2 separate regions of the Homo sapiens genome follow, and region 2 is linked to region 1. Evidence: chromatin loops called from intact Hi-C (ENCODE). Cell type or tissue: B cell. All regions are shown on one strand. Each heading gives the region's core, and the rest is flanking DNA. Links, peaks and the distances in the headings are about the cores only. Region 1 overlaps KPNB1 (karyopherin subunit beta 1). Region 2 has its middle 43 kb from the start of TBX21.

What was found. Peaks named below come from ENCODE experiments on the same cell type or tissue, not always from the same donor. Only the 100,000 strongest peaks of a DNase experiment are listed, where the experiment ranks them.
Region 2: it touches region 1 in a loop (15-fold over the local background); 3 of 110 quality-filtered maps call a loop at or near these places.

What each region holds. Positions count from the first base shown.
Region 1 is chr17:47,661,881-47,667,255 of GRCh38, forward strand. KPNB1 (karyopherin subunit beta 1) reads left to right here. Exons shown (of 22, transcript NM_002265.6): 7 at 1,209-1,298; 8 at 2,279-2,389; 9 at 3,177-3,278. Among named protein-coding and RNA genes, the nearest start is that of KPNB1, 15 kb to the left of the region's middle. RefSeq lists an enhancer at 1,959-2,028. In B cell, for the core only: CTCF peaks have their summits at 2,646 (motif pointing right) and 2,845; DNase peaks (open chromatin) are centred at 2,231 and 2,621; H3K4me3 peaks cover 892 bases; H3K27ac peaks cover 1,976 bases.
Region 2 is chr17:47,773,600-47,778,974 of GRCh38, forward strand. No RefSeq gene overlaps it. Among named protein-coding and RNA genes, the nearest start is that of TBX21, 43 kb to the left of the region's middle. RefSeq lists an enhancer at 4,366-4,879. In B cell, for the core only: CTCF peaks have their summits at 3,170 (motif pointing right) and 3,370; a DNase peak (open chromatin) is centred at 3,202; H3K27me3 peaks cover 3,742 bases.

The DNA of each region.
Region 1 (5,375 bases), core at 376-5,375:
TAAAAAATATATATACACAAACAGTTAAGGGAGAAAAGGTTTTTGATCAGCTTTGCTACTTTATTGCCATAGGTTATTCAAGTGATTGTTTTCCCCTGTAGCCATTAAAGCAGCTTTGCTATTGCTATACCCAAAACCTGACCCTTCAAGAAGATAGAAGTAATATCTTCAGTCTGAATAGTATTAGTGAATTTAGCCGTACCATGGGTTCCACACGCACCTTTAATGCAAAAAAAAAGACTGAGGCCAGGCGCGGTGGCTTACGCCTGTAATCCCAACACTTTACAGGCGCATGTCTGTAATCCAGCTACTCAGGAGGCTGAGGCAGGAGAATTGCTTGAACCCGGGAGGCGGAGGTTGTAGTGAGCTGAGATCACACCACTGCACTCCAGCCTGGGAGACTCCATCTCAAAAAAAAAAAGGACTGGCTGTGGTGGCTCACACCTATAATACCAGCACTTTGGGAGACCGAGGCCAGAGGATCACTTGAGCCCAGGAGTTGGAGACCAGTCTGGGCAACATGGCGAAACTCCATGTCCACAAAGATTAGCTGTGCGTGATGGGGCGAGCCTGTAGTCCTAGCTACGTGGGAGGCTGAAGTGGGAGGATTGCTTGAGCCTGGTGGTTGAGGCTGCAGTGAGCCGTGATCATGGCCACTATACTTGCACCAGGGCGACAGAGCAAGAAGACTGTCTCAAAAAAAAAAAAAAGAGAAAAATGGCCGGGCGCAGTGGCTCACACCTTTAATCCTAGCACTTTAGGTGGCCGAGGTGAGTGGATTGTCTGAGCTCAGGAGTTCGAGATGAGCCTGGTCAACATAGCAAAACCCCGTCTCTACTAAAAATACAAAAAATTAGCCGGGCATGGTGGCGGGCACCTGTAGTCCCAGCTACTTGGAAGGCTGAGGCACGAGAATTGCTTGAATCGGGGAGGCAGAGGTTGCAGTGAGCCAAGATCATGCCACTGCACTCCAGCCTGGGCAACAGGAGCGGAACTCTGTCCCTTCCCCGAAAAAGAGAGACAAAATGGGAAAATAAAGGAACAGATAATGAGGGAATTAAAGGGAGAGAATGAATTTTAGGGAAATGATAACGTATCCCATATTTACCTCAATTAATCCTTAGGATTATTGGCCCATTTGAGTGAATCTAACTTTGTCAGATTGCGTTGTTATTTTAGTAAACTATCTGATCTGCTGTTCATAAAAGGTACGAGTGGCTGCTTTACAGAATCTGGTGAAGATAATGTCCTTATATTATCAGTACATGGAGACATATATGGGTCCTGCTCTTTTTGCAGTAAGTATTTCTATTTATGTGATTTGAGCTTGTGGCTAATTACAGAGCCCATCATCCTTAGTCGCTATTTTGCCAATTCTGTAATATTTTACTTAATACTATGGAATCAAGGAAATTCCTCGAGACTGTTCGGTTTAAGCTCATCAGTGGTGTGCCAAGAAAACTGGTGCTAACTTTGTGTGGGTAAAAGACCTTCATTTTGAGGTCAGGCCCGGTGGCTAACGCCTGTAATCCCAGCACTTTGGAAGGCTGAGGTGGGCAGATCACCTGAGGTCAGGAGTTCGAGACCAGCCTGGCCAATATGGTGAAACCCCGTCTATACTGAAAACACAAAAATTAGCTGAACGTGGTGGCACGTGCCTGTAATCCCAGCTACTCTGGAGGCTGAGGCTGGAGAATCGCTTGAACCCAGGAGACGGAGGGTGCAGTGAGCCAAGATCACGCCATTGCACTCCAACCTGGGCCAGAAAGCGAGACTCTGTCTCAAAAAGAAAAAAGAAACAACCTGCATTTTGAAAATCTGAGGCTGGGCATGGTGGCTCACGCCTGTAATCCCAGCAGTTTGGGAGGCTGAGACTGACAGATCGCTTGAGTCCAGGAGTTTGAGACCAGCCTAGGCAATATGGTGAAACCCCGCCTCTACAAAAAATACAAAAATAAGCTGGGTGAGGTGGCATGCACTTGTGGTCCCACCTATGGAGGAGGCTGGGGTGGGAGGTTTGTTTGAGCCTGGGAGGTGGAGGTTGCAGTAAGCTGAGATTGTGCTGCTGTACTCCAGCCTGTGTGACAGAGTGAGACCCCATCACCAAAAAAAAAAAAAAGAAAAGAAAATCTTTCTTTTCCTATCTTTTCTTTCAAGCCTAGCTTCCTTTTTATAGTTACATTTCTGAAATTTGCATGTCTGTGGTTAAAGCCGGGTTGGGGCAGGGACTCACTTGAATCAGTACTTATTTGGGGCCTGGGGTGTTTTTCTTCTTAAGATCACAATCGAAGCAATGAAAAGTGACATTGATGAGGTGGCTTTACAAGGGATAGAATTCTGGTCCAATGTCTGTGATGAGGAAATGGATTTGGCCATTGAAGCTTCAGAGGTGAGCTGGGGAGAACTATTACTCTGAATACGCTTTGGGACATATCTCATTTGTGGATGATGTTCCCCTTCTAGGAGAACTTTATTCTGTCTGGGTTTAGAGGGTATCTCCATTGGCAGAGATTTTGATTTTTCTGCTAGCCAGAGCCCTTCATGAAGGAGGCACATCAGTAATGAGGGCTCACGTTCTTGCCAAGCAGTCAGGCATGATTGATCGTAAATAGTGGTATTATCACTGTGAACACAAGGGGGCAGCAGGCTGTCGCAGTTTACCAAGGTGATGCCTGATGCTGAATTATTTCCTTTTGGAAGTCCTAATGCAAGCCTAGGATGTATAATTGATACTTTACTAACTCTGGTGAAAGAGTCAGATATGGAAGAGAATGGGGAGTTCTGTACTTGGGATCTTTGAATTCAAGTTTTGTTTCCAGCTTGGTCTTTACACACTTTTATTTCAGGACAAAAATAAAAAGGTTTTTTTTGGCATCTTTAGGCAAACTGAGTGTGTGTTGATCCAAGGAACACTGAAATATCAGGTTGTCCATATGAATTGAACTTATGAAAAAAAAGTTATACTTAATGTTGCCTTGGACCTATATTATATGGCCTAAAAGATTCTCACTGAAGTAGACCAAAAAATTAGCACTTTCCAAGATCACATTGTATGTTACCATTTGTCCTTGTATGTTTCTGTTTCTGTTAAGAGATCCCTGTTCGGCTCTCATTGTATGCCTTTAGTATACAGAGCTCGGTTGCTTTTGTCTAGAATTTGCTTTGTTTCTCCTCAGGCAGCAGAACAAGGACGGCCCCCTGAGCACACCAGCAAGTTTTATGCGAAGGGAGCACTACAGTATCTGGTTCCAATCCTCACACAGACACTAACTAAACAGGTGAGTTACCTTCCAAATATAGGTAGGTAAGCTGTGGAACCTTACTAAGAGTAAACTGTGGAAACTTTCCATGGAAGGAACTTCGCAGCCCATCAACTATTTGATGTTCTGTTGTTGATGACTTAGAAACAGCTAAGCTGCATCTATAAGATCCCCTAGGCTCTGACTTCTTTGTGAAGGAGAACTGAGTCTTAACATCTCAGATGCATCTTGCTCAGGAATGAGCCACATGCTGCTCTGATTTCCTGAGTGCTCCATTGTCCAAACTCATAAAAGAAAGGTGCTCTGTCAAAGCTTCAGTGAAGCAAGGTTAGGAGCAAAGATGTGCTGGTTTTAGGCCACTTGCGTATCTGTTGTAATATCCAGGATACTTTCGTGAGTTCACAGGGTGTATGTTTTTAAAATTCTAAGGAAGTTGGATATAAGTTATTCAGATGCTAATGAAGGACCCCAACCCAAGAAAGAAACCCTTCTACTGATCCTTTAAGATAATTAACTTCAATTATTAAGATTCAGGATGAAAGTAAAGTGACAAGACTTCATAAAGATTGGGGTCTAATGAGTAAATATAGAAGTTCTTTTATGAGGACCGTGTCCTGGTTGCTTTTGTTCTCCTGACTTGATGCAACACAGTGTTTTTTGATACGGTATTTGGGAAGCTTCTTCTGGTGCATGTGAAGTATTACCAAAGAGCTGCTAGTACTCTGACGAAACAATGTTGGTAACTGAGCATTGCATCATTTCTTTGTACACAGGAATGTAATTGTTTTTAGGGATGTGTATAATTCTCAATATAGCAGTTTCAAAAGCTAAGTAGGGATGTGTTTGGATTAAAATGAACTGGGTGTTCCCTTAATTTTCATCTCTCCTCTCAGGGTTTTTTTGTTTTTGTTTTTGTTTTTTCTTTTGTTTTGAGATGGAGTCATACTCTGTCTCCCAGGCTGGAGTGTCATGGCATGATCTTGGCTCAGTGCACCCTCTGCCTCCTGGGTTCAAGCAGTGTCCCACTCTAGCCTCCCCAGTAGCTGGAAGTACAGGTGCGCACCACCACGCCCAGCTAATTTTTATATTTTCAGTAGAAGCGGGGTTTTGCCATGTTAGCCAGGCTGGTCTCGAACTCCTGACTTCAAGTGATCCGCCCGCCTCAGCTTCCCAAAGTGCTGGGATTATAGGCGTGAGCCACTGTGCCTGGCCTATAGTTGCTATTTTTATCTTTTGACTTCGTGTCTTTACTTTTGTGTGTGTGTGTGTGTGTGTGTGTGTATTTTATATATATATTATATATTTTATATATTATGTTATATATATTTTATATAATGTTATATATTATATATTTTATATAATGTTATATATTATATTTTATATGTATTATGTTATATATTATATATTATATATTATGTTATATGTTATATATTTTATATGTACTACATATTATATATAATTATATATATTTTATATATATTATATATATTTATTTTTTAGACAGAGTCTCACTCTGTTGCCAGGCTGGAGTGCAGTGGTGCGACCTCGGCTCACTGTAGCCTCCGCCTCCTGGGTTCAAGCGATTCTCCTGCCTCAGCCTCCTGAGTAGCTGGGACTACAGGCATGCACCACCACGCCTAGCTAATTTTTGTAGTTTTAGTAGAGACGGGGTTTCACCATGTTGGCCAGGATGATCTCGATTTTTTGACCTCATGATCCGCCCACCTCAGTCTCCCAAAGTGCTGGGATTACAGGCATGAGCCACTGCACCCGGCCTCCTTTCTTATATTTTTATTGTGCTTTTCCTATTTGAGAACAAATTATTCTTTGTGTGATTTTCTGAAACTGCATAGGCAACCTGCCTTAAGTTTACTATGTGGTGTGAATGGCCACAATTAGGAAGCTATACCTTGGATTCTAACTTAAGAGGAGATATTAGTGGAATCTTTTCTTTTTTGAACTTTTGTGGTTTTGGTTTTTGGTTTTTTGGGGTGGCGTTGGGGGGTACAGAGTCTTGCTCTATCACCCAGGCTGGAGTGCAGTGGGGCGGTCTTGGCTCACTACAACCTTCATCTCCCTGGTTCATGTGATTCTCTTGCCTCAGCCTCCCGAGTA
Region 2 (5,375 bases), core at 376-5,375, 110 kb after region 1:
TCTGTATGTTACTGTCCCTCCCTGAACTTTCTTCTTCCTTTGCTAATTCTCATTCATCTTCCATAACTCAGTTGAGGGACAATGTTTTTAGGAAAGCGTTTCCTGGTTTCCTCCTGCCTCAGTCTGTGTTGGGTGTCCTCTCTTGGGCTCCCAATGTCTGGAGAGTCCCTGTGCCCCATCATCACTGTATACTTCCTTTTTTTTTTTTTTGAGACAGAGTTTCTCTCTTGTCACCCAGGCTGGAGCGCGATGGCGCAATCTTGGCTCACTGCAACCTCCGCCTTCGGGGTTCAAGCAATTCTCCTGCTTCAGCCTCCCGACTAGCTGGTATTATAGGCATCTACCACACCTGGCTAGTTTTTTATTTTTAGTAGAGTCAGGGTTTCACCATGTTGGCCAGGCTGGTCTCAAATTCCTGACCTCAGGTGATTCGCCCACCTCGGCCTCCCAAAATGCTGGGATTACAGGTGTGAACCACTGTGCCCGGCCCATCACTGTATACTTTCTAATCATCTGAACCCTCACTGGGACTGTGAACTATGTGAAGTTAGACACTGGATCTCATTTTCGAATCTCCAGCTATAGTGGGACATCTGGCACATACAAGTGGCAGCTTCTTTTTTGTTTGTTTGTTTTGAGACGGAGTCTCGCTCTGCCGCCCAGGCTGGAGTGCAGTGGTGTGATCTCAGCTCACTGCAACCTCTGCCTCCTGGGTTCAAGCAATTCTCTGCCTCAGTTTCTCGAGTAGCTGGGATTACAGGCACCCGACAGGTAGCAGCTTCTATGGTTTGCTGTCCAGCCCATTTTTTGTGCACCTCCTGATAACTGCACCCCCATTTCTTTGAGGAACTGCCTCTCTCCCTCTACATGGTCCTGAGGAGCTGAGCTGTGGTGCTGTCTTCTACTTCCACCTCCTCTGCAAAGGCGGGCATGTGACCAGGCTGGGTTAATCAGTTTTTCATGTCCCTGGCAACAGTGGTTAGACCAATGGGTATCAGTGACCCAAGCAGGACCAATCAGATTCTTTTTTGGAATTACCCTACAGACACTGGAAGGAGGTCCCTTTCATGTTGGGATTGCTAGTTGAGATGTTATAGGCATGGGGCTGCAGGTGGCCATCTTCCCGCCTTCTGGAGGGAGTCGGTGTGTAGAAAAAAGGCAAGCAGACACAAGTGGAGATGAGACATGGGCAAGGATGGAGCCCTGGTGGCCTTGTGTCCTGAGTTCCAGTCCTGTTGGTGCCTGTTGCCCTCCTTCAGCCCTTTAGACTCTTAGAGTACAGTGTCCTCCCAGTGTGAGCCAGCAAGTTCCCTCTTAAAGTTGGTTTGAGTGGGTTTCTGCTGCCTGTAACTAAAAGAGTTCTGACTAATAGAGGACTCCACACAAATCTAATGAAAACACTCATAAACTAAGTGAACCATCTCAGGCGCCTCTCTCCCACCCTCTGAGGTGGTGCAGCAAGACCTCCTCATCTATGCTCTTTGAAGAGGCTGATACTACCCCCTGCCTGCACTTGCAGTCTCCAGTCTGAACTCTGCAGCATGGCAAGTGAGACCTTTGTGATCTGACCTCAACTTCCCCAGCAAATTTCCCATGCTCTTCCTAGGCAGTCTCTGTTCCAGCCAGTTCCTTGCACATAGGTCACTGAACTTGCCCTGTTGTTTCAGATGGCTGCATGTGCCTCACATTGATGCTCTTATCCTAGCTGATTAATCCTGACCCACCCTCCAAGACCAATCCCAAGGGCATCTCCTCAAAAGCCTTTCCTGCCCCACCCAAGCATAGTTCAGCCCCCTTTTCTGCAGTAATCACCCCCCACTGCAAACCCATCACATGAAATCACAGTCATTGCTTACTCATCTGTCCTTCCTCTACTATGCAGGGTCCCTCAAGGGCAGAGGCATGTTCTTTATCTGCCTTTGTAGCCCTGTCTCCCAGCACTCATAGTATATTGTCAACAAACACATGTTGTGACTGGTCTTGGGAAGAGACTTCATTTCCTTCTCTATAAAATGGTGGAAAGGGAGTTCTTCTGACCCTGCACACCCCCAGGTTTCAGGTTTCAGAAGAGAGGCAAGTCTTATGATCATCCATCAGGACCCACTCCATGCCAAGAGGGTGGAGAGCAGAAAGACACTGTGGACCTCATCGGACTAGCCCGTGTCTACACTGGCTTCTGGTACAGTTGATGATGGGTCCATTTAACTTAGAGTACCCTGATTCTCCCTGAGAGTCTCTGAGCTTTGAGCAGCCCAGTCTCCTCCCTCATTTTCCACCACCAGATGTGACAAAAAGAGAGGGGAGGTTCTAGGAGGTCTCCTGACCCTCCATTCATGTGTCAGGACAGAGACATCCTGGGGAGGTGCTGGAGGAGCTTTGGGGAAGTCAGAGAAGAGGACTGGGAAAATTCTCTCTGTTGCATGCACTCAAGTCCCTGGCTGTGACTGTGTTACTGTATGAGCCTTCCCACACCAGTGGGAGGCAGTATAGTGGAGTGCTTAACAGCAGAGAATCTGGAATCCAGAGTAGCTGTGCAGCTTTAGGCAAGTCACCTAACTTCTCTGTCCCACAATTTCCTCATCTGTAAAATAGGGATGATAAAAGTAGTTACCTCACAGGGTAGCTTGTGAGGAAGAAGAGTTATTTCTAAAGCACATAATGACTGCTATTAGTTGCTTATATATACAATAATAGGGTTTCCTGTGTTGAAACTTAATCTTGGGACCCATGAATTCTTTTTGTCCTTAATAAAGAGACCACTCAATGGGCCCATGAGCAGAGTGGGGGTGGGATGGAAATGGTTATGAAACTGCAGTCATGTGTCCCTTAATGACGGGTAGGGATGCGTCGTTAGGTGATTTCATTGTGGTGGGAACATCAGAGTGTACTTCCACAAACCCGGATGGTATAGCCCACTTCACACCTAGGCTATGCGGCATAGCCTATTGCTCCTAGGCTACAAACGTGTACAGCATGTTACTGCACTGAATACTGTAGGCAATTGTAACACAATGGTAAGTATTTGTGTATCTAAACATATAAAATGCACAGTAAAAATACCATATTATAATCTTATGGGACGACTGTCATTTATGCGGTCCATTCTTGACAAATATTATGCGGTGCATGACTGTGCATGGAAGATGGAAAAGACATAGTGAAATTCCTCAAGCATCCACAAGAGGGCTCCCCAATCTCCCCAAAGCACCCACTTCACTATGATGAAGAGCCTCGTAGGACTCATTGCCTTTTCTTCTACTTGGGTATCTATCGAAGCAGGTCAGTGAGAATCAGGCCACAAATGTGTGATGATGGCTGAAGGTGCCGCCTAGTGATGGCAAATGACCCATATAGAAGCATCTCCTAACTCAGGCTGTGTGCACCCCAATACACACCACCTCTTATCCCGCAGAGACACAGATATCCCCAACCTTTAGCCCTGTCCCCCAGGACACTGGGGAGAGGGAAAGTCACATTCTCTGTGGAAAACTATGCCTGTTCCCTCCCCCACGCCCACCCCTGGGAGTCAGGCCCCTCCACCAGCCTCACCCACTGGGCCCTCATAGTGATCTGGCCCCTAAGCAGCCACAGACCTCTCCCCAACCACTCCTGCCTCCCCAGCTACCTGAGCCTGACCATGGTCTGGGCTAGGTCATGTGGGTCTAGCTCTGGCCCTCACCTCTGGTTTTTGGGAGAGAGTTGTTAGTGGGATGGGAGTGAGGTGGGGAGATGGGAGACATCCCTGTGTCCTGCAGAGAGGGTGAGGATTGGGGTGAGAACAGGGTGGTGATTAGGCCCACTGCCCAATTCAGCAGAGAACTCATGAGTGACAAGGGACGCCACTGCTCTGGCGTGTACCTAGGAAGCGGGAGAGAAGGTGGAAGATCAGAAGAGAGGTCACGCAACCCTCCCTCCCTACAATGCAGGCCCAGGCCACCTCCCTGAAGCTGGGCTCTGTGGGGATGCAGCCCGCAGGGATCCAGACGTAGCGGAGTCACTCCTGACCCCTCACCCTCCTTTCCCAGCTCTCACATGCGTAGAGGGAGTGAGGGGCAGAGGAAAGAGCACTGAATTCTTCAGGAGGCCTGGGTTCTAGGCCTGCTCTGTCATGCACTGTCATCGCCCCGCTGAGGTTCAGGTTCCTCATCTGTAAGGAAGGATATGACACCATCCAGCCCCAGCAATGGCAGATTGGCTCTCATGGATGATGGAATCAGAGTTTGGAAGGGAGCGGGGATAAGGGCCCTGCCAACTGTAGATGGGAACCATAGTTCCTAAAATTACCTACCAGTTTAGTTGCGGCAGGAGCAGAGCAGACCCTTAGTGGAGTCTAAGGTCCACCATCACTCTCTTAAAAGACAGGGTTACTTCGCCATCAGTTCCTGGGACAGAGCACCATCCCGTGTCTGCCATCTGACTAATCCTCCTCTCCAGCTACAGAGGCTTGGGCTGTGGGGAGTCTTGCCCCACCCACCTCAGATACAGAAGACAATGTGGTTAAAAGAGGCCAGAAAGTTCTAGAAGAGCTGGCAAAGATGCAGGTTGAGAGGACAGAAATGGGCACTTGCCCCCAGGCATCACCTTCAGCGCACACTCTGGGACCGACCCGGGTGGCCCAGGGGTGGGATGTGGCGGGGACATGTGGACCCCGAGGCGCCTGCAGGCCGGCGGGTGTGGACAGCAGCCTTGCAGGAAGGAGCAGCGCGGGGCAGAGCCCGGGGCTCTCGGTGCAGCAGGCCGGGTGGCCACGGGGCAGAGCCGGAGGACCAGAGACGCCCGAGCGGGAGGGACCCGGCGCGCCTTGGCCTCGATGGCCTGCGCCCTGAGCGGCGCGGACCAGTCCGCTGCCTTTCTCGGCTTCCTGGGGGCTGCCGGGCTCGGAGCACGCGGAGAAGGCGCAGGGTTCGCAGCAGCGCTCGGACTCAGTCCCCCAATGGCGGGGAAGACCGGCTGGGACCCGGGCCGGGGGCCAGGGAGGCAGCAGAGTCTATTCGTGGTCCGTCCGCACACAGCGGGGTTCCGCTCACCAACAGTGACGAGGGGCGCGGCGGGACCCGCAGAGAGAGCAGGTCCCTGGCAGCCGTCATCTTGGTGGCCCTCTACCACCCTAGCTACTGAAGAGGCTGAGGAGGCTATAGGATGGCCACAGAAAAGGCACCTCAGGTCCCCTCAATTAAAGTATTGAGGATCAAGAGGTGGTTGGATTAGACGAAGGAGGGTTAGACCCTTTTTTTTTTTTTACTTTTTAAGTTCTAGGGTACATGTGCACAATGTGCAGGTTTGTTACATATGTATACATGTGCCACGTTGGTGTGCTGCACCTATTAACTCGTCATTTACATTAGGTATTTCTCCTAATGCTATCCTTTCCCCAG